Linked DNA regions of Mus musculus: all the other regions are linked to region 1. The links are chromatin loops, found by intact Hi-C in ENCODE. Cell type or tissue: heart. All regions are shown on one strand. Links, peaks and the distances in the headings refer to the core of each region. The heading gives the core; the rest is flanking DNA. Region 1 holds the start of Lratd2 (LRAT domain containing 1). Region 2 has its middle 13 kb from the start of Gm25875. Region 3 has its middle 8.8 kb from the start of A1bg. Region 4 has its middle 54 kb from the start of 4930402D18Rik. Region 5 has its middle 60 kb from the start of Gm38563. Region 6 has its middle 58 kb from the start of Gm23835. Region 7 has its middle 10 kb from the start of Gm23835.

The links. A loop is a pair of places that touch in the nucleus more often than their neighbours do. Peaks named below come from ENCODE experiments on the same cell type or tissue, not always from the same donor. Only the 100,000 strongest peaks of a DNase experiment are listed, where the experiment ranks them.
Region 2: a loop joins it to region 1, with 14 times the contacts of the local background. A loop is called at or near these places in 12 of 42 quality-filtered maps.
Region 3: a loop joins it to region 1, with 2.1 times the contacts of the local background. A loop is called at or near these places in 3 of 42 quality-filtered maps.
Region 4: a loop joins it to region 1, with 5 times the contacts of the local background. A loop is called at or near these places in 6 of 42 quality-filtered maps.
Region 5: a loop joins it to region 1, with 5 times the contacts of the local background. A loop is called at or near these places in 13 of 42 quality-filtered maps.
Region 6: it touches region 1 in a loop (5-fold over the local background); 6 of 42 quality-filtered maps call a loop at or near these places.
Region 7: a loop joins it to region 1, with 3 times the contacts of the local background. A loop is called at or near these places in 8 of 42 quality-filtered maps.

The regions. Positions count from the first base shown.
Region 1 is chr15:60,820,798-60,825,290 of GRCm38, forward strand. Lratd2 (LRAT domain containing 1) reads right to left here and starts at 4,283. Exons shown (of 2, transcript NM_001162926.1): 1 at 3,717-4,283; 2 at 1-3,194. The coding sequence starts at 3,098. The coding sequence ends at 2,166. 9930014A18Rik (RIKEN cDNA 9930014A18 gene) reads left to right here and starts at 2,168. Exons shown (of 3, transcript NR_030696.1): 1 at 2,168-3,986. In heart, for the core only: a CTCF peak has its summit at 2,309; DNase peaks (open chromatin) are centred at 2,284, 2,854, 3,584, 4,154 and 2 weaker places; H3K4me3 peaks cover 3,754 bases; H3K27ac peaks cover 3,405 bases.
Region 2 is chr15:60,095,049-60,099,541 of GRCm38, forward strand. No RefSeq gene overlaps it. Among named protein-coding and RNA genes, the nearest start is that of Gm25875, 13 kb to the left of the region's middle. In heart, for the core only: a CTCF peak has its summit at 2,281 (motif pointing right); no DNase peak of the experiment used is centred there.
Region 3 is chr15:60,910,199-60,914,691 of GRCm38, forward strand. No RefSeq gene overlaps it. Among named protein-coding and RNA genes, the nearest start is that of A1bg, 8.8 kb to the right of the region's middle. In heart, for the core only: no CTCF peak of the experiment used is centred there; no DNase peak of the experiment used is centred there.
Region 4 is chr15:61,005,036-61,009,528 of GRCm38, forward strand. No RefSeq gene overlaps it. Among named protein-coding and RNA genes, the nearest start is that of 4930402D18Rik, 54 kb to the left of the region's middle. In heart, for the core only: no CTCF peak of the experiment used is centred there; DNase peaks (open chromatin) are centred at 1,696 and 2,626.
Region 5 is chr15:61,094,445-61,098,937 of GRCm38, forward strand. No RefSeq gene overlaps it. Among named protein-coding and RNA genes, the nearest start is that of Gm38563, 60 kb to the right of the region's middle. In heart, for the core only: a CTCF peak has its summit at 2,196 (motif pointing left); no DNase peak of the experiment used is centred there.
Region 6 is chr15:60,760,244-60,764,736 of GRCm38, forward strand. No RefSeq gene overlaps it. Among named protein-coding and RNA genes, the nearest start is that of Gm23835, 58 kb to the left of the region's middle. In heart, for the core only: a CTCF peak has its summit at 1,978 (motif pointing right); no DNase peak of the experiment used is centred there.
Region 7 is chr15:60,691,418-60,695,910 of GRCm38, forward strand. No RefSeq gene overlaps it. Among named protein-coding and RNA genes, the nearest start is that of Gm23835, 10 kb to the right of the region's middle. In heart, for the core only: a CTCF peak has its summit at 2,500 (motif pointing right); no DNase peak of the experiment used is centred there; H3K27ac peaks cover 1,700 bases.

The sequences.
Region 1 (4,493 bases), core at 339-4,338:
CCTTAGGAGTTCTTCCTTTGCAGGTACTTCATATATAACACAAGTTACCTGCTACACTTAGTATGGTCTTTGAGGTCTGAGAAAGAAGGCAAGGATGGGAGAGCCGGGAGAGTTTGCTATTCCAGAGCTGCTGGTGGACAGCCATTCTGATTCCTCCCCTCCTGCAGTCTACACAGCGGGCATCAATTTCCACTTTCACAAATCTGTTAGACATAGGTTTCCCTAAATAATATCCTCTGTGTTTATTCTCTCTGCTGTTCCATGGACAAGACTATGTAATCAAATACCTATGAGCTCATTAAACAGGGAAATCAGATCCATACTCCTAACTAGAAAATGGTTCTCCTCCAATGTCTGAAACCAAGGCTAGTGTGTAGGTAGCTCATCTTTGACATTCAAAGAACAAGGACTTGCTTGGTAAGCATTATAAAAGCAGAAAGAGCATTTGATGCCTTTATAACTAACGAAACCGTTTCATACTGAGGTACTATGAAGATTTAGGCTTATTAAAAAAAGGGGGGAGGGGGAGTTCAAAGATTCCCCAAGCAAGAAGCCCAACAATGACCGTGGCTTCAGGACACTCAAGTAAGATTTTGTTCCAATCTAAGAACTAGTTCCAGTGTTATAAAAACTGGTGGAAGCAGCAAAGGCCTTTAAGTATGCTCAGTTTTTGAAAGCAGTTGACAGACTGCCTATAAGCCCTCGGCAGTCAAAGGTCTGCCTTCGGTTCAGGCACCAGGCTGTCGCAGTCTTAAAGCCTTGTACTAAAGTGCACGGAAGTTCAGTTGCAGACACAATTGCTACCTCTTCAGCCTGTCCGAATGCCGCCACCACCAACCTACGTTTGGGACTGTCATCAAATCTCTTCTGACAGTACTACATGGGATCTGTGTCTGATGCCACCACCCTTAGTAAAGGGTTCTGAATCGGATGTTCTCCAAGCCACAAAGAAATTGGGTACATATGACAAGACTTTGTACTTTAAACTTCACCCATCATGGATGGCAAAGTAACCCTCACCCTACCACAGCAACTGTCTGTCGAGGAAGGGAGACCAGGGAGAGAAAAACAAAAAGCAAAACGAACCCTAGGTCCAGCTTGGTTTTTAAAGGGTTACTTTCACCACTTAGCAAGGGGACAAGGAGAGATTTAATTCTTTCCAGGGTAGCACTGGTTGATTCCCTAGAGGATACTTTATGGGGTGGCACAAGCCAACCCCATCTGTGACCTGCAGATGAACACGCCAAACAGGTTTAATTAGATCAGAGACACAAAGGGCTATTGCCTCCCCTGATAACAACACCATAGCTCTAAGAGTCCACAACAGCAGGCCAAAAACACAGGAGGCAGAATGGCACCTTAATTGAATCCTTTCCCTGGCTGGCCCTTGACAATGATTTACTTGTAACCGGGGGAAGGAATTGGAGTCTAAGCCAAAGACTCCGCTTAGAGCCAGCTTCCCAAGAGGAGGTACTTGGGGATAGGGAGGGGGAGGTAGTGAAATCCTTTTGTAGCCTGTAGCCTGAGTTTGCTAAAGTATTTGCTGCACTTAATACGGGGCTGTTTGGTTTTGGTCTGCTGATCCCAGATCTTGTAGTTTCAGCAGCCTTGTGCCCCGGGAATCCCATAAAAATAAATCACTCCAGCTTCTAGGATCCCAAGCACAGCTCAGCGGGGGAAGCAGATAAGCAGTTCTCCCAGCAGACCCGAAGCGGCTCCTCCCCAATCCTCTCCGGCCTTTGTACCCTGCATCCTCCAAGCTGAGTGTAGTGAGGGATCCAGAGAGACAGAATGCAGGGCAAATGTGCTCTGAGATTTCCCCCAAGCCTGCTTGTATACGAAGGGTTAAATTTGGTCCCAGATCTGATAGGGTTGAAGCCGCAAGCAAGTTCCCACTTTACCCCACCTGGGAAAGGAAGGTGGACTGAGAGGGCCTGAAGAAAAAGCATCCCATGGCCACCCACCAGCCAATCCTACCTGCTCCCTAAGTCCCCTTCCTCCTCCCCTGTCCAAAGCCTGCAGTACATTTCACCAACTCCGCTTTTTCCAAAAGGCCCAGGAATACTAAATGGGGCCCAAGTGTTGGGGGGGGGAGAAGAGCGGGAGGAAGAGGGCGTGGCTGCAGCAAACAGCTTCCTTTTGTAGCTCTGAGCCCAGTTCAAGTATCAGTGCACGACCGAGTCTCCGTTCTCCTCCTCGGAGCCCGATGCTGGGGGACGCAGGGGGGACGGTGTAGTCCGAGTCGCGTCGCTGTCGCCCTCATCCGGCTCAGCCGGGTGCAGGTGCGTGGCGAGCTCCTGTAGCACCGCCGCGCGTCCGATCTGGTCGTTGCGCCGCTTCTCCATGATCAAGTCCTCCAGGCTCTGGAACTCGAGAGTGTGGCTGCGCTGAGCCGAGAGCTGAATCTGCAAACGGTAGGGCTGCTTGCCGATGCGCAGCTCGCCACCGATCTTGAACTCGCGTTTGCCATAGCGGCACCAGGCCGCAAAGCTCTCGGAGTTGCGCCAGCTGAGCTCGCGCTCCTTGGCGCCCACGTGGGCCAGCGCGTTGCGCACTACAGCGCTAGGGCTCAGTGGCTTGTAGCGATACAGATCGTTGACCACGCGGCCGCGCCGGCCCTGGCTCGCATCGGTCAGGAAGCTGTTGCTCACCTCCAGCCGGTGCAAATGCACCACCTGGAAATTGCCCACGTAGACAGCCCAGTGCGGGTATTGAGCCTGCGATACAAACTCCACCAGGTCACCCGGACTGCACTTGTTGAGCAAGTTCTCCGGTGTGTAGGTGCTCAGAGCCGCCGATCCTGGCGCGAAGCTTTTCTGATAGATGCACTCATCACGATAAAACACCGAGCATTCCACCTCGTGCTGCCGCGGGTCGTAGGGCTGCGGCGGGGGCAGGGGAGGCCGATCCCCGGAGTCGGACAAAGCTCCGCCATCAAGCCCCTGGGGCGGTGGCTGAGGTTCCACATCCTCGTCGTCATTGGAGAAAATATAAGAGACTCCGATGCGGGGCCCATCGTCTCGATCCACGCCGGTCGGGTCGGCCGTGGGAACTTCCTTATAACTTAGGTGGGTCAGTTTTTCCACCTGGTTGCCCATTACGCTGTGGACTCTCGTTCACAAGACTTCAAGAGGAGAAAGCGAAACCACCGTCAGAGTCATTGGCACTGGTGCCCGGGCAGGGGCTAAAGCCACCTGTTGGAAGAGAAGACGAGGGAGATGTTTGTAGGTGCCACTCCAGAAAAAGACGTTTGTTTCTTGAAAAAGAACCGGTAGGGGCCCGAGCACCTGGAGCCATTTTAGGAGAAGTCTGGGGGACGTGCTTCCTCGCGTTTCTACACCACTAAGGTCACGATCACTGGAGACATGGCCACTCCAGCTTTCCCCTTCCTCCAGCTATCACCTGGACCCAGCCAAAGCCATTGCATCAGCAGCTCCGACAGCTTCCGCCCGCGCCCTACCTGCCAACCCTGGGCAGGAGTGGGGGAGGGAAGGAAATAGAAACTTTATTCCAATTTCCTTCTCTTTCCTAACTTCCCCTCCCACTCCGGATCCTAACTAGCCCTTTGACGTCCTTCAATGTCTGCACCCCCAAGAACCTGCTAGGCTACCTTGGCGTGGAGGTGGCAGGTGAGCCTCCGGACTAGACTCACCTGCCGCAAGTCACTGCGGCTCGTCGGCCCCTCCCCCGCGCGCCTGCCCTGGGGTTCAGATTACCTGCGCGGACTCTCTCCCCGAGAGGTAGAAGCCCTAGGGGACCGGGAGGGGCACCCTGCCGCACCCGAGACTTCTAGGGCGAGTTCGCAGGTGTGGGCTCCGCAGTGCCTCCTCTCCCAGCGCAGACCAAGGCGAAGCTGGGCTTCGGGGAAGGACGCATTTCTCCCTCGCCGCCCCCCGCGGTTGTGTAGAGCCCCAAGACTTGAAGATGGGGGGCAATGCCTGTTCACGATCGTTGCTGCACGACCCCTCACGCAGATTTCCAGGAAGGTGGGGCACGAGGAGGGAAGCCGAAGGAGCTAGCTGGGTTTCCCGGGGGCCGCAGCTCCCGCTCGGGCTAGGCGAGCAACAAGCGCCGGAGCGGGAGGGACGGGATTGTAGATCCGGCTCGGGGCTCCCGGGCGGGAGTGCAGCCCGTGGCATTTAAAGAGACAGACGTGGCTCTGAGAGCTCCGGTCTTTCCTGTACCCAGCTTAGTCCCTCGGAGCCCCGCCCCCGCCCCGCCCACTAGGGCTGCTCCGCCCTTCCAGGACCGTGCCCCCTCCGTAGCGGGTTTAAATCGGGCTGGTAAATAGTGTACCTCCCACGGGAGCAGGCTTCCTCTACCGCCCTGAGCCCCCTTGCCTTTCTGTTATGCTGAGTTGGGGTTCTGAGAAGTTGGAAGCAAGACGCCACCTGCCAGTATAGAAATGCAAGTGGTGAAATGTTGGTCTTTCTTCCTCTTCTCCTTCCATTTCTTCTTAGATGGAGTATCTAAAGAAAGAGAGACAGACTTTT
Region 2 (4,493 bases), core at 334-4,333, 730 kb before region 1:
ATTAATGTTGTCATATGTGTGCCGGCATGGGGCTGTTCACTGGAGCACAGGCAACACACCAATGGCCACACTCCCATCTTCAATCAGCGGCTGTTGGAGGAAGACAAAATGTAACGATAATAATAATAAAACAGGCTTAGTGCACAGAGGCAGAAACAGACAAACAACTTAAAGAAAATCCCCCCCAGGAAGCTTATATATTTCCTAGAGAACATTTGTTTTCTGGTCTAGTGTCTGGATGGGAGATTGCTTTGGGTAGTTTTGAAATCCTGGATCCTGAAGTCATGTCTTCCACCAGTAGTGGCTGAGAGCATCTCTACTGTATCAGAGCTCCTGATGTCCATTATTGTGTTTGACTTGACTTTCTAAATAGTAGTTAGTTCATTACGAACAAGACAGGAATCAGAAGGCAGAGGTTATTTTTATTTATTTACTTCTTCTTTCCATATGTCCTTGATAGCCGAATGCAGGTATGCTCCAAGGAGGAACCTTGTAATTGGTTATCCAAGTGGTCAGACCTCAAATTGCATACAGTAAATAGACCAGTTTGCACTTACAGATTTAGGTGTGTGTGTGTGTGTGTGTGTGTGTGTGTGTGTGTGTGTGTGTAACAATAGCAATAAAATAAGAGGCTGTCATTTTGAGAGGGAGCAAGGATAAGTACATCAGAGGAACTGGAAGGAGAAAATAAAAGGGGGAGATTATGAGATTTTAATTAAAAATATAAAAATAATTAAGAGCTGCTGTTGGTAAAATAATTTACTTTTTAAACCTGTGTTGTGACATAGTTTTAATCCATTGTCAGGACTGAACTGGACAGTCAACAAGCTTCCCCATTTATCCATTCCTCAGTGAATTCTTTCCACATACTTATGATGTTGTGAATAATTTGTCTCTACCACAGTCTTAATACCCATGGCATTCAAAATGGAGTACAATCAAATCAATTTTGCCCCACCTGTTAACATGTTGCTAAGTTATGATTTTGGGAATATTATAATGTGGGTGAGGGAAAACCCCATTTACTCGGTTAATATTCCAGATTTATCTGTTTCTGCCTTTGTCTGAGTAAATTTCCTCCATTCACAGCATAAAATCCTGAGGAGGTGAGATTATCATTTACACTTGGAGATGAGGAAACAGGAGCTTTGGGAGTAGTTGGAGGAGATTCTATAACATTTCACAGCTCATGGTGGTGGAGTTAGCACCCGAGCCAGGGTCTGTCTGGCCACAGTTACAGTTCTTGCAGCTCTCCACACATTTAAAACCCTGAAAAAGCAGGCTGGTGTGAAGTGTGCAACCCACACTTCATATTTAGCATCCAGATTCCTTTTCCACGGAGTCTTAAGTATTCATCGCAGCAGTTTGGCCAAGACTTGGAAATGAAGATATTAATTCGGTCTCTGAGGAAAACATTCATAGCATCACAGCCTATTTTCTTCATGAAGAAATAAGGTTACTATCATCTCATTACCTCTTATTATGAAGTGTGTAGAAAGGGTGTGCGCCTGCTCACATCCATGTGTGTTTTGTTTCCTGTATGCACACATGCAATCCCTGTCTTGAAAAAATGAAATCTCATTTTCTGAAGATACCTGTTTAAAAAGTTAAGCGTCGAACTTCTTTCCCAGTTATTTATTGGTTTGTTTGCGAGCCTTAAGTGCAGAGCCGGATTCACAATTCTCCTACCTTAGTGTCTCCAATGCAGGGACTATTGGTGCACACCACCAACCACATCTTGCTTGCTATGCAGTTTCCCTCCCCCCTTCCTTCTCTTCCCTCTCCTCCCTCCTCTTTCCCTCCTCCTTCTTGAGACAGAGCTTTAGTATGTAGCCTAAGTTGGCTTTGAACTCATTATGCTTCCCAGGCTAGACTTGAAATCACAGAAATCTTCCTGCCTCAGTTTTCCTGGTGGTGCCATGCTACATTGACCAAGACAACCAACTCCTCTAGCTACTATCTTCCCATATGGGAATTTCACTGAGGACGGTGTGATGCATCTTATATCATTTTTCTCAAGGAGCTGAAGATTTAGGAATGGATCTTGCAGAATCTGTACTTTGTCCTTGAGTTCCCTGCCTTTTTCTGACCATTGTCATTTTCCGTCCTTTGGGGATAGATAAATCATCAGCCTGCCACTCATTCCTACAGCACTTGGAATATTCTCTTCCTCAGAGATTATTCATTTTTCTAAAACGTCAGAAATGACATGCCTGGGCTTTGCATATATTCTGAGAGCTTGTCTGAAGGAAGCTGTACTATCTGTCACTGCAGAGTGGCCACCAGGTGGCAGCCCGAGAACCCGCATGGTGATTGATTTTGTCTAGGGTGTTTACTTACATGGGGAAAACAGGGTCAGGTGTCTGCCAGGGTGATGATGGCTGTGGAGGGCTAACAGTGCAGGAAACTACTTCTTGATGGTGTTTAAAAAGCACTAGCAACATCACTCTTCCATGTCAGGCTTTTCAGGACAATTTGTCCTACACAGGAAGATTAAACCCCATTTGGTTAGAGGAAACAACAACAACAAAAAAACGGGGTTAGTGCAGGGAGATACCTTCCTATTATTCAAAGCCACTGGTTCTCAACCTTTATTGTATATTATTAGAATATCCTGGGAAAACATTTAAATCATTCTGTGGGGCAGTGTCCCAGAGATTTATTTTTAAATACTCCAGGCGATTCCAAAGTGTGTTGAGCGATGATAAGAATCATCTCTTCAGGTCTTTCAATTTGTTTATTCATTTGCTTGCCATTTACCACATAATTCCTCATGTCAGCTGTGAGCAAGGCAATGGTGATGGTGTAAAATGTAGATTCTTTTGTCACCTCCTTAGACCTTGCAAGTTACTTATTCAATTCAATGGAAGTCAATTCAGCAAACATGTATCAAGTTCCTATTATACAACAGGTTCTACAGTAGGCACCAAAGAAGAAGAGGCAATAGAAATTTCTATGGGTCAGTGTTTGGAGTTCAGTGTGTGACATGTACAGCTGATTATCATATGGGTGGGGTGTGGTATCAGTTGTGCTTTAGTTCATAATAACTTTACACAATAACACAGAGCATTTTCCTCACCCAGTAATTTTTCAGGCTGATGAGCAACTAGCTTCAATTACCTGAAGAAATATCCATGGTGTATAAACAAGAAGCAGAATGAGTCCTGATACTCAGAGGTCCATGGGTTCCAAGGTTAATATCTCTTCCACATTAAGCATTAGGCTCAGGCAAGGAGAATGATCCATTTCATTTCAGAAGTGGAGCTATTCGTCCCAGGATATATTTGTGCATTTCTCCTGAACAGTCCTCTTTCTTGAGCAATGAGGGGATGACCATTTCTGTGTATGCATCTCCAAGAAACCCTTTTCATTCAGCCCAAGGTCTTTTCTGCTACTGGATTTATGTACATAAAAAATAAATGCCTTTTAAAACTACAGTCCTCTGCTTCCACCGAAATGCAAATCTAAAACTCTGTGGATGCCTTTTGTTTTGAAGAGAACCCTGATAAACATGTAATTCTGTGGGCAAATGAGCTTGTTATCAGTTTCTGTCAGTCATAGGGAGATTAATTAGGGGACCAGATATTAGCCCAAATGTATATTAAAGAAGCCAGACAAGTCTCATTTTCAGAGGGCTCCGTTCTGTCATCTAACAGAGTATGAAACTAAATGCCATATGGATGAGGACTGGTGAACAGAAGAGTTAGTGCTGGGCACATTTTAAGAATTAACCTATGGTTGGATAGGAGAGTTGGCTCTTAAGAAAATGTAGGTGATGCACAAAAATGTGGGTCTTGTGTAAAAAAGAAAAAAGCACAAGGAGGTGTTCCAAGGTTCCTTCTTTTCCAACCTGACCCGTGGCGTTTCTACTGTACAGAAAACTCTGATGTAGAAAATCTCAACTTGGGCTATGGAAATAGGGAGTTTGCAAAGCAGCAGCTTCCAGTCCTTCCACATTTTAATGGTCATCCATATCAGGGTGAGTTACTTTCAGCCTTGGCCTGCCATTGTCTTTGGGGCTAAACAGAATCGGTGCAACACTACTTCCTTGAATATATGCCTGCTTGTATTTTGTTCAGGAAGATGACATCAGGAGCGTGGAGTACAGTCACCTGAATTTAGCAATAAGTTGCCTCAGATGAACATTCCTGATGTTACTTAGCCATTCTTGATTATTTTTATGCCTCTGAGACTTTTATCATATTGTCTCTGGTCACTGGACTTGGCTCACTCAGACAGGGCAAAACAGCTGATTGATGCAGAAAATCATCCATGATTGTATGAGCAATGGGCTGTGAGCGAGGGAGATTTTCACCTAGATTTCTCCCATGAACATTGGTTTTAACTTTTATGTTTGTAATGTCAACTCAGTTGTGTCCAGAGAAGAAGAAAAGTCCCGTACAACCTGCCCCCATTCTATTTCTCAACCTTGTGTTGAGCTTGACCCCTCATTGTTTACATCTGAATCATGCTCAGATATTGGGGGTTTTCCA
Region 3 (4,493 bases), core at 132-4,131, 89 kb after region 1:
ATATTATTTGGTAATGGCACCCATTAATATTTATCTGTAAAAATCTGCCATCATTAGAGTGTTTGTCTGCCTGCTTTGGCTTCTGATAGAGTAGAGACATCTAGTATGCACCATTTGCCTTTGGTTTCCCTGTGCTCGGGAACAGCCTGCTTACAGAGCCCTGTTCATAGTAGTAAAGGGAGACAGGTGAGTTACATAAATACAACCAGAGTCTTCTTACTCTGCCTCTACCATCACGGAATCAGTTACTTACTGATTCTAGAAAAATCAGGGTGTGCCAAATCTAGGAAAAGAGAAAATGGCAGTGCTAAAGAGCAGAACAAAGGCTGCATGCCTGAACAGGAGTCTAAGGAGGACTTGGGATTGGAGGAAGACTGTCTGAGCAGCACACCAATTACGGAACATCAGAAAGGAAGACCCAGCCCTCTAAATCATGAAAATACAGGAGGCTCCTACCCAGAAATGACCATGAAGATCAATCCTGCCTTCAGCAAAGAACCACCTTGTCACTCTCTGCTTTCATTTCTGCCATTGCTGACCTGTATGGCTCATGGCTGTGGACATATGCCTAGGAGTTTGGTCCAGGAGTTCCAGTTGGTGGTGTTATACCAGAATAAGCAAATCAAGAACTGTCTTAGGCCGAGCCTTTGAAATCTGTAAAGATGGATTAGAAAATGCACATGATTCCTCTCAGATTCTAGTAAAAGAATTTATAGCCTCTTAAGATCTCCCAGAGAGAAAAGTCACATCAGAATGAATGAAATGCCACTGTACAGGCGGAGGGGTCATAAGCACAGCTCAGGGGCATCAACAAACTTTATCAAGCATTTTCTCCTGGCTCTATTATAATCTTGTCCCTCATGGTTTTCTTCCAGCATCCTGTCAAATTACCATTCAGATCAACTGACTAATTGAGTCTGAAAAGGGAATGGAAAGATAGCTATATCAAGGATACATTTTCTGTTGATGGATGAGGCTGGAGTTGTAGAGAGAGGTAGATAGGAAAATCAGGCTTTAACCTAATTACAGCATATCTGATTTATTTCCCACCTTAATTTTGTTTATTTTGTTTTTATTCAAAATATAACATAGCTCCTTGAGTTGGGCGAGTAATGACTTTTTTTTTTTTTTTTTTTTTTTTTTTGTCTTTTAGCAACAGATCATTTGTGAGCCGAGGTTATAAATAGGAGGTTAGATTCTGAGTCATTGTTTTCCCTGTTCATAATAGGGGTCTCCTGGGATGAGCTGAGTTACTTTTTTTTTCCAGGTAGAGACAATTAATGTCTAATTATTCACTGGCTGTTATGCTAGAGATTTTTAGTTTTAGGAAAACACAATGGCTTCCTTTTGTGATGTATTCCTGGAAAACTGCTCATCAATAAAGTGGAACTGTCAACATTCCCAAACAGTCATGTGATTGATTGCAGTTTTGATTGCTTTTGTGATTTATTTGTTCAACAAATATGCATTGATTGTCTGCTAACACAATATAAGGTATTAGAGCATCCAGGTTTTTTAGATGCAGCTCTGAGTCTTAGAATAAGAGGAGTATAGAGTCAGGGCGAAATTCAGTCCCCTGGTTGATTTGTTCTGGGGATAGATCATTTTTGTTTGCTTACTTATTCAACTCACTGATCCAACATTAATGCAGTTGCTGATCACACTGGGGTTTTCCACGAAGGTAATAAATAGTTCAGTTGTCACCCTTCATTAAGAAGACTGAGACACAAAGATCATCAGTCACATTCCTGGGAGCAGAGACACAGAACTGAGTTTTCTTCTAGTCACTGTACTTGCAAGGACCACATTTAGGCTCCATATTGGCAACAGCCCATTATAAATATGCCAGAGTGCTGCCACCTAGATGTGACCATGGACAAGCTAGGGATGAGATACTTATTATTTAAGGAAAGAATGTAGGATATGGGTGTCCTAGAAAGATTGTCTACATGCAACACTATCATGTTGAGGACCTCTGCAGAGGGCATTTTCCATTAAAGAAACAGAAATCACTTACATTTTTTAGAGAAATGTGTGTGACTGGACAGTCTGGGTTAGGAGCAATGATATGCCTTCTCAAAAGACATGCCTTTACCTCCAGGATTTTCTGACAGAAGAAACACTCTTCTGAAGTTTATATGTGTCTTAGTCAGGGTTTCTATTCCTGCACAAACATCATGACCAAGAAGCAAGTTGGGGAGGAAAGGGTTTATTCAACTTACAATTCTATACTGCTGTTTATCACCAAGGAAGTCAGGACTGGAACTCAAGCAGGTCAGGAAGCAGGAGCTGATGCAGAGGCCATGAAGGGATGTTACTTACTGGCTTGCTTACCCTGGCTTGCTCAGCCTGCTCTCTTATAGAACCCAGGATACCAGCCCAGAGATGGTCCCACCCACAAGGGGCCCTTCCTCCTTGATCACTAATTGAGAAAATGCCTTACAGTTGGATCTCATGGAGGCATTTCCTCAACTGAAGCTCCTTTCTCTGTGATAACTCCAGCTGTGTCAAGTTGACACAAAACTAGCCAGTACAATATGTCAGAGTGTTTTTTTTGTTTGTTTGTTTGTTTGTTTGTTTGTTTGTTTGTTTGTTTGTTTTTTGTATTACAGAGAGGAGTTTACCCCCACCCCCATGTCACATCATGCCCACCTCATAGCAAGGGCCAGAACTTTTGAGATTGTTTTGCCAAGTGGAACATTCTAGAGTCAGGTTCTGACTTCATCATAGGAACATTCAGAATGAGGCTAAGCCTAGGTACCAGATCTTCCTTCTGACCTGCCCAGAATGAGGCCTGATAATGTACCATATCTCTCTGGGTTGCAAGTCAAGGTTTACAAATATACAAATTGAAATATCTCAACATGAGAGAAGAGAGCCTGGAAGAAGTTGCCAGCCCTGTCACTTCCCTGAACGGCAAAATGTGGTCTCTCACTTCCTTAATCCACATTCATTCCTCGGGCCCTCCTGTCTCTTATATGTATGTCTATGTTTGTGTGTTTTGTCACTAGCCCTTTGCAATGGCATGTGGCACTCTCAGTTTGAAACTGCCAGCTCTTTAGAAAACTACCCTTAGATTCTGCATGGGATTTGCTTGAGTTAACTATAAAGAACCCGTAGATCTCATCTGTACTTGAACAAAGGTTTCATGAATTCTCCTGGAAGATACATAGACATGCCCATTTCCTTTATATTGGACACCAGCTGCCATCAGACATGTCTCCCTCCAAGCATAGCTCCTGAACCAATGAGTGTGTGGGGACTGAGCATGGGGAGTGTGTATAGGAATGAGCATTCGTGAACTGTTCTGGGCACATCAGTGACTCAGTAAGGACTGTGTCATTGAAAAGCTCCCAATTGATATGAGTGACAACTCAAAGAGCTGTGATTTCTTTTGAGTCCCAGATCCATCAACCTTTAATTGTCTCTTTAGCACTGTTCATGCAGTTGGAATAGGAGAATAGTGGCTGGAGTCCCTGGTGAGAGAGATGTCTGTGTTCTGCGGTACAACAGAATATTACTAGGGCTGATGAAGTGGTCTTTTGATAAGGTCTTGCCTCTGATCACACTAACTCTGACTTCAAGCCAGCAGCAGTCATGACATGCCTAGAGGATGGAATCTTGCCAACAATTTCACTGATGGGATTGCATCTCACCATCTTTCTAAACCCGTCAGGGTGAACAATGGAAAATACATATTTTGGTATGTATGACCTGCTATGGAGGTCATGAAATTGTATGTTTTATTACCAATCCTGGATGTTACTTCACAAAATGCGCTGAGAGAAAGGGCAGTGAAGTTGAGTAGCTGACTGCACACACCATGTCTTGGCACAGGGCTGGATCCTAAGTTCCAGAGAAAGAGCTAAGAACGATTCCAACCATCACACTAGCTTAGGAAACCCAGTGACTTTCTGATCCTGTCTCTTGGGGCACTTGTTAAAATGAAAGTGACAGAGTGGAACTTCTTGAGTTGTTATGACCTTGGGTAACTGTACTTATACGCAAAGACAGACTTGATTAAGGGTTAAAACCTTACCAGAGCTTACTGGCCTCTTCTAGCCCAGGGTGACTTGGCTCCAGGAAGAAGTAATGAAGCTTTGCTCTTCATCAAACACCATGGTGGAGCAGCTTCTCTTCAGCCCTAGTTCAGAAATAGAGCACTTCTCTGACACACCCAGTCCATTGTTTTCCAGGATTTGGAACAGCATTACTTAGCTTGAGCAAGCACTGGGACTATGCTAAGTATTATTAACTGTTCTTTCTTTCAGGGGATGGGTGGTACCTCTGTCCCTTTCTGGCTCCTTAAGATGACCACTATTCTTCCAATTTTGCCTCTAGCAAGCTTGGATCAGTGCACCGTGGTCTGTCCCAAGCCACTCCTTGGTAGGGTCATTGTCAGGACCTCTCCAACCATATGGGGAAGGGTCTCAGACTCCTGCTCACTCTGTGGCAGAGGAAATGAATGTCACCAGGCCCACCTCCTTAGCACG
Region 4 (4,493 bases), core at 138-4,137, 180 kb after region 1:
GCTCTGTGCCATTAGCAGGCTGCTCCCTGAGGCATTAAGCCATTTAGTTTATAACCTAAAAGGTATCACAGCTATGGGAGGAACAGACTTGTCAAACTTAACCTTAGAAGGTGAGAGAATCAGTCAAACTTTAGATTTGCCATGTTGAATCGCGAAAAGGATGGCAATTGCTGATCATGCTGTCTGGTACTATTGCCAAATGTCACAACCAGACAAGAGTTCCATTCAAATGTCTCAAATATCAAATAGAGAAAGAGGCTGACCCTATCAGAAGCTGGGGCTGGGAATAAGCTCTGTTCTTATCCGCCCACAGTGCCCATGGTTATTGATATCAAAGGCACCATACAACTGGTGCTGCAGCATCTCAGCTGCAGAGCTCATGTGCTGACACCACTTATAACAAATATAATTCCTCACACACCATCCACACTGCAGGAAACCAACATTCAAAACAACAGATCAAATGCATCGCATGTTTATAGCTATACAGCTTTTACCTGAGCACAAAGAAAATTTCACCACATAATACCGATGAGAACCAAGTTTTATTTCTGCTTATTTCTGGGTTCATTTTCTGAGAATACAAAAGAAAGGAATAAACAGACAGACAGGCAGATGGATAGATAGATAGATAGATAGATAGATAGATAGATATTAAGTTCATTCTCTTTCATCAAGGATAGTGATTACAGAAAATCCAATCCAAAAGTTAATAACAATTCATTGCTACAGCCTATAGTGCTCATTCTCTCAGCAATGGTACATTAATGGTACCTTTTCTATGCAAATACCTTTGAGGATACAGATATGAATAGAATAGAGATTGTGCCTTTGAGAATTCCAGACTGCAAAGGAGAGGGAGAGATGTACTCAAATGCTGCTAATCCAAATGAAATCATCATCATGGAAGACATAGGAATAAAACTGTGGCCTTTGTGGTAAACTTTGCATTTAAAAGGCTGTGCATAGCTTTTGGGGTTTCAACTCTTCAAAATCAATGTCCTGGCTAGGCTATCGCTGAATATATTATCACTCTGAAGATTAAATTCTTATGTGTAAAATTATCCTCAAAATGTCTATTTGATCGTCTTAGACTTAAAGGGCATAGTGCATACAGATTTCTTCACAGACATCTAGGAAGTGTTGTTATTATGAAGAATAAAGGTAAGGTCTAAGTCTCTTACTTAGCCAAGGAGCTCTGGACTTTGATAGCTTCTTAGAGGAGAATTGACTTTGTATAAGTGTGTAGTCCCTAGTAAGTTGGCCTCACTCTGGTGGAAGACCACACGTCCAAAAATTGGTCTTGATAGGTCTAATAAAAATAAAGGGATAAAGTCACATAGTTCAGGTGGGTAGGGAAGGGGTTGGTGGGGTTGGATCAGGGAAGAGTTGGACAATGGGGTTAATACTATCAAACAGAATTCTCAAAGGATTCAAAAAATATTTTTAAACAACTTGTCACCTGTTGTTTAATTATGGAAAAGATGAGTTTTCTGTCTTCACATGGTTGGTTATAGAACAAATGTAGAATAATGTGAACAAAACATCCAGGTTTTGAATGTTCATAAGCAGGTTTGTTTGAAAATAGTACACGTGTTTGTTTTCACATTGCCCGCAGCTGCTGCAGACTGACAGAGGGCTGGGTGGAGTAGCTACAGCAGAGACCAGATCATGTGTTCCTCATAGCCAAGAGCGGTCACCCTTTCACTCTTCACAGGGAAAGCTTGCCAGTAACTGGTTGAGAATGTCTTTTGCAGGCGATGGGATTACAAAGAAGAATTTTGAGTAGGAAGGCACTGACAGAGATGTTTACAAAACTAAACTTGCAGCTGAATTCCTGACAGGAAGATCAAGAGTCTATAAATTCTCAGATGAAAGAGATAAGACTGGCTAAGAGGGAAACAGAGGGAATTTTATAAGGAAATTATTCTGGCTAGCCTGTAACCTTATTTAGGCATTTTAATACAATTAATTATTTTCTTTTTTTTTATACACAGTATTGGTTTTTATGAGGATATTTTTCTTTGAGGTAGGGTATTTATAGGTAGTATATTATGGCCCAAAGATGTCCTTGAAATTCTAATCCTCCAGCCTCTACCTTTCAAACGTTAAGATGAGATGCAAGCACCCACTGTGCTCACTTTACTATTTTGGGAATTGGATACAGGGTTTTAGGCATGCCAGGTAAGCACTCTCCCAACTGAACCCTCTCCTTTGCCCCATTATGATGCTTTTAGATAAGAATATAATCTATTGTCACCACATCACCCTCATCACTCTTTACCCTTACTAATATATACCAATTGAAATGAATGTAAATGAAAATTATATTTTATATTTTATAGGATCTTTCATTCATCGAAGATTGGCTGAGCATCTACTGAGGGAAGGAGGGAGGGAAAGGTTTCATTGTGTTGCTTGCTTGTTTTTCTGCACTATGCTCAAAGCTGGACTTGGTCCTAATGGGTTTAGTGGCCCAGCTGAGAATATCAGAGACAGGAACTGGGGCGGGGGGAGGGGGGATATTCCGAAATGTGAATTTCCTGGCTTGTTTCCTTCAGTATAACAAACTAGAGTTGATTTCTGGACAGCCCTGCTGTCTCAGGTAGCCACGCCCCACCTTTCCTCCCATGGAACAAAAATCTCTTTGTGTAGATAGGATGTTTATCTCTACAGCCATGGATTGAGCTTAGATGGGAAGTAAATATTTTTGGAATCAAGATCTGAACTTAAGGGAGGCCAGTACCTAGTCAGCTTCCCTTTGTCCCAGTGTTAAATATTTTAGACACCAGATACTGAGGCAGCATTATTTACAGACCATTATCAGTGGCAGCCAGAAGAAATTAGAGAAGCCTTATCAGGCACAGGTGCTTTGTTTATGACTAGTCATTTGAGAAGTTATAATTGCTTTCTGTACTTCTGGCAGGTTCTCAGTGTTGTTTTCCAATGAACAAATACCAATAATGCCAAGTTGGACTAAATGGCACATCAATATTTATCATTATACAGATATTTTTATTGTGTATTCATAGCTTAGTTGACTCATTTAAGGCAACTGGTTTTTCTATGAATGACATTGAATGTGTTGGGTATTTCTGATTTCCTGGACTTCAAATGTTGATTCAATTGTTCTAAGTCTTCTGCTTTCTATTTTAGGTGACTTGATTATTTATTTATTTATTTATTTATTTTGTATTATTGTTGTTGCTGGGCATAGAGGTTGTCATGTACATTTTGGGTATATAAACTTACTATATTTCAAGGAAATTTTAGAATGGCCTGGTGATAGGAAGTGGTTTTCCTCTCTTGCAGAAATTAGTCAATTGTTTTATCAGTTATTTAGCTGATTCAGTGCTGGCCCAGCAACCATCAGCCATTCAACTAATAACAAATGTAATGACCTATTGTTTGCCTACCCAGTCTCCAGCTTTCTCCCTTTCTCCTCATATAAGGCCCAATTGTCTGTTCCCACATACATCTTTTACCTGCTCAATTTATAGAAAAGATTGTTTTTTATTGCTTTTAGCATGCTTGTGCATGATATACAGGAGCAACTCAACTAAAACTTTGTACAAGTTGACCCATTTTGCTTGAAGGGAAGGATATATAGCCCATGTTTAGGAGAAGAGGAGGTCTTTCCTCATACTAGGCAGAAACAAAGACACATTGGGTTCAGATAGTCACTGTCGTCATCTTGGGGTGAACCCTGGGTGATGTAGATAGGGGATGCTTCTGCTGTTGACAGTGAAGAGAACTGGGTTCTTGTGTGACATCTGGAAGGAGGTGGGCCACTGCCTGCTTTCCATCCATAGGGTCTGAGTAGGAACCTCTTTCTATCCTTTGTAATGAAACCAGACTATGGGATTTCAAGCCTCAAAACTTAGCTTGCTCAGGAGATGACTCGTAGGATTTTGTAAGATTTCAAGAGAATGTTCAGATATCATAGCAATAGCCATATTGTGGCTCCTGTATTATTCAATATAATTTTAGACCCAAATAGGCATTTTATCTCCTTTGGCAGTTTCCATTTTGCTTTGCTTTTCTATTAATTTCTATGTTGGCTTACACACTTTTACCTGATTAGAGAGTAGTAGGGGGTTAGCATCAAGTTTCAGAAATAAACATGTCCCTTTCTTTCTAAGCCTTTTTTTTCCTTTTTAACCCTCTCCTATTATTTAAACTGAGATAGAAATCTGGGCAAGGAGGCAACATGGTTTGTCTAGGGGAAAAGACATGGTATTAGGAAAAGGCAGGTTGTATATTTTGCTGTTTGTCAGTGAGAATATTTTCACTTATCATCATTGATAAATAAAACTCATTTAGCATTCATTTGATAAAGCAATGAAGTTGGAAGCTAGGATCCAGTTTTATACGGTTTTGTTCTGTTTGGTCAGGGTTTCCTTGTTTCCCTACTTACAGGGAAAGAAGTTAACCATCTAATGCTTGAGGATCAGTGTGATTCCTCCGCACGTTGTTTCTTCTTTTCTGAATTT
Region 5 (4,493 bases), core at 169-4,168, 270 kb after region 1:
ATTCCTAGGCAAATGGATGGACCTAGAGGGCATCATCCTGAGTGAGGTAACCCAATCACAAAGGAACTCACACAATATGTACTCACTGATAAGTGGATATTAGCCCAGAAACTTAGGATACCGAAGATATAAGATACAATTTGCGAAACGTATGAAACTCAAGAAGAACAAAGACCAAAGTGTGGACACTTTGCCCCTTCTTAGAATTGGGAATAAAACACCCATGGAAGGAGTTACAGAGACAAAGTTTGGAATTGAGACGAAAGGATGGACCATCTAAAGACTGCCATATCCAGGGATCCATCTCATAATCAGCTTCTAAACGCTGATACCATTGCATACACTAGCAAGATTTTGCTGAAAGGACCCTGATATAGCTCTCTCTTGTGAGACTACGCCGGGGCCTAGCAATCATAGAAGTGGATGCTCACAGTCAGCTATTGGATGGATCACAGGGCCCCCAATGAAGGAGCTAGAGAAAGTAGCCAAGGAGCTAAAGGGATCTGCAACCCTATAGGTGGAACAACATTATGAACTAACCAGTACCCCGGAGCTCTTGTGTCTAGCTGCATATGTATCAAAAGATGGCCTAGTTGGCCATCATTGGAAAGAGAGGCCATTGGACTTGCAAACTTTAAATGTCCCAGTATAGGGGAATGCCAGGTCCAAAAAGTGGGAGTGGGTGGCTAGAGGAGTGGGGGGAGGGTATGGGGGACTTTTGGAATAATATTGGAAATGTAAATGAGGAAAATACCTAATAAAAATATTTTTTTAAAAAAGAAATTTGTCTTCAGTTGTTCATGGTATTTTACTATAATCTATTTTTGTTTCTATAATTTTTACTCTCTATATTTTTTCTCTGGTACGAGGTGCAACCAATACTTTTAAAATCAAAGAGAGAACTCAGGGTCTTCTTGCCTCTGCTTCGCAAGTACTGTTCTTAAGGGGTACACCCTGCTCAGGTCTATCAGGTAAGTCTTGCTTCAGTTATGTGTGTATATGATACATTTGTAAATACCACAAAATATATATTTCTTATTGTGGATGTGGTTAAAAAATATCTGAAACTGGAGTGTGCTAAGCACCAGATTTGTTTTATATGAATGGTCATAACCTGTATTAAAGTTTCATTAATTTCTTCCTCATATTTGGCTGATGGCTACTATTTTTCAAGTATACCTTTAGGTCATGCTTTCTGGAGGAGCCCTTTCTTTTCTTTTTCTTTCTTTTTTGTCTTTTATAAAGTGAATTTATTTATTCACTTTATATCCCAATGTCTGACCCGCTCTCCTCCCAGTACCCCATCATCCCTCCCTCCTCGTGCCCTCACACACCACACCTCTCCTTTTCCCCCTTCCCAGCACATAAAGTCTTTGCAGTACTAAGCACATTCTCTGCTACTGAAGCCAGACAAGTTGGCCATGTTAGGGGAATATGATCCACAGGCACATAGACAACAGTTTCAGAGATAGCCCCTGCTCTAGTTGTTGGGAACCCACATGAAGATCAAGCTGCACATCTGCTACATATGGGCAGGGGAGGGAGTTAGGTTCAGTCCATACTCACTTTTTGGTTGGTTCCTTCTTTTGAACTCCCAAGGGCCCAAGTTAGTGGACTCTGTTGTTCTTCCCGTGGAGTCCCTGAATTTATTATCTGTGGATTCCATTATCCTAACTTTGTCTGGCTTCAGTGAGAGAGAATACACCTAGTCTTACAATGACTGATGTGTGTGTGTGTGTGTGGGGGGGGTTAATACCCAGTGTTGGGGGTCTCCTTTCTCAAAGAAGAAGTGGAGGGGGAACGGAAGGAAGAGCTGTGGAGGGGGGAGTATGGATGGGGAGCAGAGGTGGGCTAATACTGGAGGATAAACTCAATAAATAAATTAATTAAAAAAAAGAAAGATGAAAGCAAGCACCAGAATTCATCATAAAGTCTGCTTTCGAAAATACTCAGACACTATCATAGAGTTAATGTGGGAAAAAAATAAACATTAAAAAGCTACAAAGGCTGTGTTTCATGTGAAGGAAAGCAAAGTTGTCTTCAACACAGTGCTTTTCACAAGATCTTCAGTAAGGGAGGCAGGGGGAAAGACAAGGAGGAGAGCCCATGTATCCTGCTGTGTGCCCACAGGATTCCCTCCCTGTCTTGCAATGCTTACTAAATATGAAAACATTGCTCCATCTAGTGGTTTTTCTTAACACACATTTCTCACAGCTTCCTCTTGTTGGTTATCTTTGACCATACCAGAGAGATGGGAGGCTTTAGTTTCCTAAAGGTTCATGATAAATTTTTGTCCTTCAAGAGTTTCAAAGAATGAATTATTTATAGAGCATAGACATGAATGAAGACTTCCAGACAAAATGGCAAAAAGAAGTGTCCTGAAAAAACTCTTCTGCTACTTCATCTATCTGGAAAATTTTTGGTAGGTTTCACAAGAAATTGTTGTTTGTGAATTCAAAAGAAGACATCTCTAATAGGTAAAATGAGAGAACATGAAGGCACAGTTATGAGCCACAGCTCAAGTAAGAGTAATTCAAGTCAATGGAAACAAACTTCATCAGCTCAGGGTCAGTTTTGATTAATTGGCATTTATATATATTTTTTATGGTTTTCAATTTGCTGCATTTTGAAAGTCTGGTAATTTTTTTTTAATTAGATATCAAACATTGTAAATTTTATCCTCTATCCCCAAATGAGCACATTGAAACCTAATACCAGATGGGAGACTTGTAGTAGTTGGAGCCCTCCTGTAAGCTATCGGTGTCCTTACACATAAGGTATCACACACACACACACACACACACACACACACACCTTGTCCCCCTTTTCAGGCATGTTAACAAAGTACTATTACTGGGTGGTGTCAGGAAGTAGTCTCTTATCACTGAACCAGAGAGAAACTTTGTATTTGACCTTCCAGCCTCTAAAACTATCTCAGATATGTCTCCATGATTATAAGCCTTCTGTTTTATGATAGCCTGAACAGATAAGAAAAAATATTGATGCACTTGCCTATATATATTCTAAAATGTCACTTACCCAGTTCCACTATGTGGAAGTAACTTGATACTTTTGGTTCTCTTTTTAAATTTCCATCACTAGGTAGGTGGTACCTACAGACAGTATTTAGCTTAAGATTCTGACTTCTTTATTCCTACTACCTTTAATTCAGCATGACATTTTCAATTTCATGAGAATAAAGGATACTGCAGAGAGTTTCTGTGGTCGAAATGGCTCTGAATATTTACTACTTATAGATGTTAGATTAGTGTCTTGCTAATAGTAAGTATACGCATTCTAATTGATGCAGTTTGTAGTGTAGGGGTTATTATTATTTTTTACTCTATTTTCAACTTTGGTGACTTCCATTCATACACGATATATCTGACATCCAATTCATAATCCATACCAAAACACTTGGCTGTGTTTGATAATGAGATAGAAAAGCAAACATCCCACAACCAACACACAGAGAGAAAGAGAGGGAGAGGAGAGAGTTGAGAGGGGAGAGGGGTGAGGGGAGAGGGAGGAGGGAGGAGGGAGAGAGGGAGGAGGGAGGAGGGAGAGAGGGAAAGGGAGGAGGGAGAGAGGGAAAGGGAGGAGGGAGAGAGGGAAAGGGAGGAGGGAGAGAGGGAAAGGGAGGAGGGAGAGAGGGAAAGGGAAGAGGGAGAGAGGGAGAGGGAGAGGGAGAAGGAGAGGGAGAGGGAGGGGGAGGAGAGGGAGAGGGAGGGAGGGGGAGGGAGAGGGAGGGAGGGGGAGGGGGAGGGAGAGGGAGGGAGGGAGGGAGGGAGGGAGAGAGAGAGAGAGAGAGAGAGAGAGAGAGAGAGAGAGAAGATGATCACTTTTAACTGTCAACTTGATGCAATCTAGAATCATCTGGGAAGAGAGTCTCTGTGAAGGATTGCCTAGATCAAGTTGGCCTATAGGCACATCTTTTGGGGGAGATCATCTTGATTAAATTAACTGATGTGAGAAGGTTCATCCCAGTTTGAGTGGCCTCATTCCCTAGGTTTGGTCCACAAACTATGAAAAAACTAGAGAAGGTTTCTGCCCTGTTGACTCTCCTGCTGTTGTAAATTATAACCTGGAATTGTGACCTAAAAATAAACCCTTTCTTTCCTAAGTTCCTTTCTTTCCTAGGGTCTCATCAAAGCAACAGAAATGAAACTAGGACATATGTCAAGTCACAGGACCATCATGGGACCTGTAATCATTTTTACTGGAAAAAAGAATATGTAATTGCAAATCAAATACAAAGTACACACCAAGATTAGACAAGGTAAAGAGAACCTTTTTATGCAACATGACCTATGTTCCTTTCACAGATGATAGCAGTCTCTTGTAAAAATGTCAATACACTTTCAAAATTTTTTGGTTTTAATTTTGTGACATTTCAATGAGAATTAAATAACTTGTAATATAAGGTTATTTTAAAATATTAATAAAATTTTGAATTATTACTAGGAAATTTCACAAATTCTGGTTATACTCGA
Region 6 (4,493 bases), core at 182-4,181, 61 kb before region 1:
CCACCTCAGCTCAGCCTACCACACTTAGGCCAGCCCAACCTCCTTCTGTCAGCACATCTTTGATGACAGCTGCCAAGCCAGCTCTGCCAATTTCCTGCAGTGCCACGTGATTTAATGTAACCAATCCCATCCAGTCTAGTACTGTGCCTCAAATGGATGCTGTGAGGCCTGCAACCTACAGAGCATCATCGCACAGTTCACTGCAGAGACTTGTTTCTGCTGCCAGGAACAAGACAGCATCACTTCACAATTCCCAAACCCAATATCTGCTGCAAGGACTTCAGCTGCCAGCCAGTTTCATGGAGGAAAGTTGACATTCTGGGGTCAGTCATCTCACTGTCCATCACAAAAGAGCAGAGGCCACAGAGGTAGGCCCATAAAGAGGCCGACTCAACTGGAGGAAGAGAATGCTGGCAAGTATACCTGTCCTGGGAAACTGCAGCTTTTCCTTCCGAGGGAGGAGAAGGATATAGAAATGATTTCAGATTATGGCTATGCAATGTAAGAGCTGGCCAGATCTTTGTAACAAAGTGCTTCTTTGACATGTACAACCAGAGCTATAGACACAGATGTAGATGTATCCACGTGTAGGGCTTCAACAGTTGTACTAATGCATAAATAAGTAAGTATATAGGTAGATAGATGAATATATAGATGTTTGTGTTTACATAAATGAACACATAAATTTTCTATAATATTTTTAAATATTTGAAGACAGTAAAACTTGACTGGAGAACTAAAAGGGGGGGGCTGACTCTAAGAGCCCACAGAGATGACATTTCAGAGCAAGTGTAGAGAATCTTGTTCATCAGACTGATGTCTCTTCACCCCTGGTACTATGGTTTTCTTGTACAGGAATTTTTGTTGATATGGTGGTTTATAAGTAGTTTCGTAGTATGTTAGCAAGCAGATGAAAAGTGGTGGTATCACATGCCTGTTCTTTAACAAGTTTTAACCTACATTCTCCAGTTTCTGGTCCAGTTTCAACCACTACCACATAGATACTACAGGCATCTCATCTCTACAGAGGGCTGACCCCAAATAGAGTCTGTGGGAACGACAAGCCATGTTGTCTTCTTACTTAAAACTCCCATGTATGCATTCCCTTCCGTTGTCCTCTTTTCTGGTTCCTTCTTGATTTTTAAAATGCAAGACTTCCTTGATTTCTCAGTTAGATGTTTTTACTTTCCATTAGCAACATGGGAGGTAAAACACAGCCCATTTAAACGGAGGCCCACTCCCTTATTTGGCATCTACTAATTCCTGTAACTTCAGTAATTAGTTCATTGTCTGTCTGTGTTGGGCTGTGCTAAGAGCTGTTGAGGGAGGGCATTCTTGACACTTGGTGACCTATCACTGTTCTCTACAGAACTGCAGAGCAGGTAGTCGGTGGTTTGTGATTATTTTCCAAATGAAGAAAATAAATGCATTTGTACCACAGAAAAGAAATCATTTATCCTACTCCTTCTTTTAAATGGGCCAGGTTTTGTTGGGTTTGTTTGTTTGTTTGTTGTATGGTTTTTGTCACCTACAGATTCTCCTCTAAGCATCTTGTGGATTTTGAACTTGCAAGTATAGAAACAACACACTGAAGTCTGTGGTGTTCACTGTTTGTTAGTAAGATGTAGAATAAAAGGAACTCAAGGTCAGAAATAATAAAAAACAAACAAACAAACAAACAAAGACCTCGAGGTAGGGTGGAGATGCCTGTCTGAGTTAGGCTGTGAGAGGCCCACTGCTGTAGTAGATACACAAGGAAATGGTAGAGACTGAAATAAAACGAATAATTTCATTCACACAAAGTTTTCTTTACTCAGCTAAAATGTGTCCCTCAGCCATGTCAGAGACCAACCCTACCATCTCCCACAGAAAGTTCCAAATGACAAAAGGTGGAAGTGTCAGTTAGAATTGGGATAAGTTGTGTTGCTCAGAGGTACTGGGACAGAGGAACACAATCAATAGTCACTGAACTTTAGAATCTAGCCAGCAGAGGGTGGAAGAGAGAGGACTTGACCCAGGATGCTAAGTCTCGGTCATCAGGATAAATCTCCTCTTGTTCCATCCCATTTTTAGATTAGTTGTCTAGCTCCAGCTGACTGCAAGTGAGTCTGGGAAATGGAGTCTAACTATGTGACCAGGATCAAGGGAAAAACACCTTTAAGGAACACTTGACTACTTCAACTACAAAAAATGAGGGAGGAGAAATATTTTTTAAAAACTGGTGCGATTCCTAGGCAAGGCTTAAAGAAAGAGAGGAATGTGAGAGAAGAAAGGAAACAGCAGAATGGTGTTTGAAGGAGTTAGTGGTGGTGAGTATTCTGTGGCCTCCACTCTATTGTGTCTAAAAATAACTCTGATCCATTCCCCCTTTCAGTAATGATGGTCCATGAGTGGGCATATTGAGAAAGAATGAGAACAAAGCTAACATGTGGGCTGCAGAAGGGATAATTTTGAAAATGTGCATACTCCTTTCCATTATTATTCCACTTGTCAGAATATGACTGACATTTCTTTTGGATTATTGCTTCCATGGCAGATTCTCAGCATTTCTCCCAAAATATCAGTCTCCTTTCAAAGGGAATGTTACCAATTGAAGACCCTAGTTAGCAACACAGCCAAGACTAAGACCCTGCTTATACATGTAATTGTGACATGTTTTACAAATTGAGTGAAATATGAGACAAGAAGAATGGGGGTCCTAAACAGCTCAGGAACTGGCAAAGAATCTTCTTTTCATCGCCTGTCTACTGCACACTCACCCTGTCTCACTAAATCCCCACTAAGTCCTCAGGAAGGTGAATGTTTGTCCATTTATAGATAAGGAAGCAGAATTACCTGGAAGACATAGATAGGACTAAGAATCCAAACTGCTGATAATATCAAGAAAAACAACCAAATCACTTCTTTTACTGTGCCCTGGAGAAGACACAGAACATCACCTAAGTTACTTTGACCTTGGAGGCAAGCAAACTGTGGGTGAGAACCAAGCAGGACTATTGGAGGATGGGGAACACAAAGTAAGTAGGGAAGGTAAATGATTTAATCTTGTGCTTCTTAGCTGTCGTACACTAAGGCTGATGTTTACTCATAAGCATTCTGACAAGTCTAAAATCTCCCTCTTCTCTCCCTGTGTTTATCTCAAGCCTATCTGTCTATCACTTATAACCCAACTGATTCTTGGTTGCAAATTTGCCTTACATGGACCCCTAAAAACTTCTAAAAGAGAGCTTATATTTTGTAACCTTTACATCCTATTTCAAGCCCTTGACAACTCTCCTGGTTTGCCAGGAACTGGCCCAATTTTAGCTCTCAGAATCATCCATCCAGGATAGTCCTCACTCTTGGAGAAGTCAAGATACTGTCTCGTTATAATAGTTCTGAAATCTTTATGTTCCTACATCTTGTAAGAGATGCTCTTCTTTACCCTGAAAAGAGAATGATTGACAGTACGTACTCTCTAGATTGAGTGAAGAAAATGAAATAAAAGGAGAACCTGACTCCTAAAGTGTGGGGAAGATTTTTATTGGGGATATAATGGAGAATGCAGGTGGAGAGAAGAATCTAGGCTAAACAGAACCAGGAAACTAAACCAGACAACTCCAAAGGGGTGGGGGAGCACAAGAGAGGAGCTGCCCACTAAAAGCAGCCACCTCAAAAGAGATCAAGAAACCAGGATAACCAAAATAGCTGAGTTGTATATGGATCAGGCTAGGGGAAGGAACAGAGAACCCTGGTCCCTGGGAGGAGAAGTTTAGCATAGGGGCAGGGTGTGAAGTGTTAAGTGAGACTTGTCCTGGGTTTGAGACTTAACAGATGTTACCTTTCCTCCCAATAGGTCAAAGCCAATCACACTAGGAGTTGATGCTGTTGTCAGGAGTAAGGATCCATCATGTCAGTGGGCTGTTATCACCCACAAAAGCATGATGGGGTGGAGGGATCACCTTTAATAAGTTACGTAAGAAACTCAAAAAAGACTAGATACCCTTAGAAATTATCATGTTCTCCGCTTGTCTTCACTGCTCCTAAGACAAGAGGATGAAGGAAAACCAGGAGCAGAAGCTGAAATGAGATGCATTGGACTGAGCTGGGGCAATATTCATTCTCAAGAGCTGTGAAGCCATGAATACTGTGGATCATAACCCTAGACTGTTAACTCAAATGAGGCACCAAAGTAAATTAGCTGCAGAAATGTCAGAGTCTGAAAGCAAGACCAAACTAGTGAGACACACGTAGGGGAAAGCTCACTGGGGTCAAATCTGAACTTTAAGAGAAAGACAAAAAAATATAACCATTACCTCACAATCTTAAATTCTCATTTTAGGGTTTTATTTCTTTAGCCGACCACCTATAATAAAGCTTGAATGACCCTGTTTCTTATGTTAGGGAGCTGAAATCGAGCATCAGAGTGGATGGCACAGGAGAGTATTTATCTCGTGTGCTGCTGTGTTTCCAGTGAAGGATCTGCTCTGAGCTCACAGACAGATGGCATCTTG
Region 7 (4,493 bases), core at 274-4,273, 130 kb before region 1:
GAGGCTCTGGCAAGTCTATGGATGTAACCCTAGCTGAGATTTCTACTAGTGCGGCACTTGGGAACTAAAGTTACCACCCTCTGTGGATAAAAATGGAGCAGAGATTGAGGGAATGGTCAAGTGATAACTGGCCCAACTTGAGTCATACCCCATGTAAAAGAACTAATCCCTGATACTATTAATGATACTCTACTATGCTTACAGACAGGAACCTAGCATAATGGTCTCCTGAGAGGTATCATCCAGCAAGGGATTCAAACAGAAGAGGAGACTTATACCCAAACATGAGGCAGAGCTCGGTGAGTCTTGTGGAAGAGTGGGGAATAGACTTGAGTGAAACAGAGGAGTGAAGGACACCGCAAGAAGACCTACAAAGTCAACTAACCTGGGCTCACGTGGGCTCACAGAGACTAATCTAACAATCAAAGAGCATACAGGGGTTGTACCTACCCTCCCCCCACCCCAACACACACGTTTGTAGCAGATATTCAGCTTGGTCTTCATGTGGGTCACCTAATAATTGGAGTGGAGGCTGTCTCTGACTCTGTTGCCTGCCATTGGATCCCTTTCCCCTAACTGGACTGTCTGGTTGGGCCCTAGTGGGAGAGGATGTGCTTAGTCCTACTATGACTGGATGTGCCAGAGTTGGGTGGTACCCAAGGGGGCTTCCCCTTCTCTGAGGAAAAGGGGAGAGGGTAATGGTGGAGGGGCTTGTAAGGGTGGGATTGGGAGGAAAGAAACAACAGGGAGGCCTTGATAGGAATGGAAAGTGAACAAATAAATAAATTGTTAAAAACCCTCCAGTGTTCTGAAGCACGGGAAAGACTTCTCAGCTCTCCCTGCTCTACCCATCCCCCACTCCCTCAGCTCCCACTCCAAGCTCTGCTCTGAGGAGCCACCAAAGCAAATTCCATTGCGCTCATTTAGCAGTAGTGGCCTGATTTAACATGACCTCAAGTTAAATTGCTTTCACTAATGCAAACTTAATTGGGGTTCTTTTAATCCCTAGAAGTGATTCTCTTGTTTGGGCCTAGAGTCGGCTCCAATAGGAACATGGTGGTTGCTGGTGGAGGATTTAAAGTGGTGGCTTCTTAGAGAATTTCAGGAATGCAGCAATGCTGTGAGTCCACTGTAGACACCAGCTAGTGGCTTTGAACTATCTCCTCAGAAATGTTTAAAAAAAAAAAAAAACTAAAAAATAAAACACAGTTTCATGTTATCATATCTATTCCCTTTGGGGCCAGGAAATTCTCAGACTGCACTTTCTCCAATAAAAATATTTGGGGGATAAAGCAGATGAGATTGCAACCAGAAAAGACAGAAGCTGGAGTCTCATTCCTAAAATAACTCTTAAAATTCAGCTCTAAATTTCTCTGTCAAGCTCAGGGTACATGAGGTGAAACTACAAAATAGGCCTGCTTCAGTGTGACTTCCAAATATGGTGATAGCTGGCTTGTGTTTTTTGTGAATAATCACAAAAATACCCTCCTCATCTATAAGCAGGAAGACAGACAGAGACCTCATTCCTCCCCCAGTAGCTGTGGTAGAAGCCTGTCATCAGATCCAGCTCCTCTAACGGGAGCTGTTTCAAAAGAGCAAGAGAAAGAAACCTAGTGTCTGGCCTGCCCAATCTTCTCCCTGCCACATCCTGTCACTCTCATACTGGTTCTGCATAACTTGTCAATTAGTGCACGTCCACTGCAGACTGGTTGATACAGTTCACTGATAAGAATACTAATAAGTCAGAGAAGGTTAGCCAATTTGGCTCCAAACCAGTATGCCCAGACCTAGCTTCAGCCTTAATTTAGCCAAAGCCAGCTCTTCTCCCCAGCCCTCTCTAAGTAAAGTGTTTCTATGGGCCTGGTCCACTATCCTCTTTGTAGAATCTTTTTGATCTTTCCAAACTAAGCTTCAGCTGAATTGTCCTCATCCATGCTGATCCATCGCCTGTGCTTCGTGTCAATCAGCACTGCTTTTGATCTTGGACTCTCAATGCACAGTGACCCTTTCTCTACTCCACAGAAATCAGCTTGGTACGCCAAATGTCTGTGATGGCTATTCTCATAGCCGTCTCAATAGATCTCCTTTTGTACTAAACCTGTTCATCAGAAGGAAGTCATTCAGTGATTCCCTCCCCCACACCCACTGGGACAGGAGCTCTTTCAAGACCCATGTCATGGTCTCCAGTGTAAGGAAAGTCTGGGGCACTTTAGAAGCAGCAATTTGATCCTCATAGCAGCAATCTCAGGACCAGCCCTGCCCAATCCAGAAAGCAATTGAGGAAAGGTGGGAATCAGGTGAGAATCCTTTCCTTTGTGTCATCTCCTGGCAACATGTTTGGTCCTCAGCCCTTGGGGCACTGATCTTGGACACATTGTTTAGGACAAGACACTGAGAAGAACAGCACACGGTAGACAATTTGTGTCTCCCTTTGTGTTTTCTAGCCTGGTCTGGAAGCCAAACAATTAGGAACAAGGCTACAAGAACTTGACAAATGGCCAGCAGAGGGCGACTCTGGAAACAGGTGAATATGGATAGACAGGAGGATCCAGGCCTGGGCTGCTGCCCTAGCACACCAGCCCTCAAATGAACAACTCTGGAGGTGTCAGGGTTAGTCCAGCTGCTGCAGTGAGCGTCAGAACTTTGCATTCATCTCAGGAAATTGATCTGATGTGCAAAAGGTCCTTCACCGTGTTTATTCAGCTGCCCTTACCTGTCAACCCTCACCCCATCCTCTAGTCAAACAAATCAATCAGAAACATCAGTTGCTAGAGGAACACAAATACAGGCAGCACTGGGATTGGGCCTAGAGGGCTGAGTTCTTTTTCTGCTGCTCTGGGTTACAAACACATTCCAAAAATATAACTCTGCCCACACCATGGCAAAGCTGCCTTTGATAAAACACACAGTGTACGGTATACAATGTTGACACATAACAGATGGAACTTTGAATTTTTGAAATGTGCTCTCCGTAAAGGGGAACTAGACACGATACATTAAATTCTTGGTTAGAATGTAGACTCTTCCCTATATGACCAAAACAGTCAACACAGGAATCCTGTTTTTTCACTCTTTTATGTGTCCCCATGTCCTTCTGTGACTAATAGTCCCCAGAATTCACTTTTCTCACTGACCAAGTAAAACTGAGTTTATTGGTCATATGTATCTCCCATCTGGCTGAGAAACAGCGGTACAGGATGGTACGACGGTGTGAACATCCAAGACCTGCGGGCAATATGGTAGTGGGTTCAGCGATGGTGCAAAAGCTATTGATGGAAGCAAGTGGACAGTTTCCCTTAGCCTCCTTACATAAAGCTATAGGCTAAGTGAAAAAGGTGGGTGTGCTATAACAAGCAGGCTTTAAGACAAGCTCCAACTGACCACAGCCTGTAAACCCTTCCTAAGTGGATCACAAAAATGCTCCTTCTAAGCTCACCTGGAACTGCAGATAGGCATTTTTAAAGAGTTCAAATAAATTCAGGATGTTCTTGGGGGCGGAGATGTCCACCCCCACAGGCTTCTGTTTCCATGATGGCACCCGTGCTCTGCCAGATTGTACTCTACACTGAGAGCTGCAGGTTCAGCACTGCCATGATAACCCCAAATTGTGTTATTGGGTTGTAATAGATGTGACTGGCACTTGCTCAGTTTCATATTTAATCCATGCCAACACTTGACTTTCTTTTGTTCTGGAAGAAAAATATAAGGAAAGGTAGGGAGGAAAACGCTGTCAGGGAAGCAGGTCTTAGAATCACCTGGCCTTTGATTTCATCCAGAGAGCGTCTTCAGATTCTTGAATTGATAGCAGGTAAAGAGGACCTTGGAAGGAGGAAATGAATATTATCTTGACTGTCTCAATATCTTATCAAGGCCTTCCTATTCTAAAAGGCTTCTTGGAACAGGAAGACGTTGAAGGGGCTTTTCTGGCTCAAGAAAGCTAATGCATGTTGTGTTTTTGTGTCCATGTTAGCAAGTCCATTGGTTCCATCCTTGTTTGGTTCAGGCTGGTGAGACTTTACAGGTGTAACTTCTGACATTTCTAGAAGACACAGTCTCACAGAGAACTCCTTAATCCTCCATCTCTTAGAACCTCTGTCATCACTCCCAGTGATTCCTGGCCTTCAGGTACTGGAGCACTTGAAGATAAATGGAGCAGGGAGAACTAGACTCCACACCTCTGCAGTTTGATGAGTTGTAGTTTTCATAAATGGTCTCTGTCTGTTCCAAAAGGAAGATTTCTTTATTGGAGAGGACTACACTCATCTGTAGATATAAGGACAAATATTTAGAATGTAATTAGGGACTATGATGATATAGCAAAATGGTAGCTGCAGGTTCGCCTTCAAGATCGATGACTTCACTAGCTTTGGGTAGCTGGCATAATTTCCATTCCAGGCATAATGTATTAGGCAGACTTTAAGTACAATTAGATGTCTATTGTCTGACACCAAGGTATGTATGCCACCAGTATACCATTAGGGTTATTATGCCAT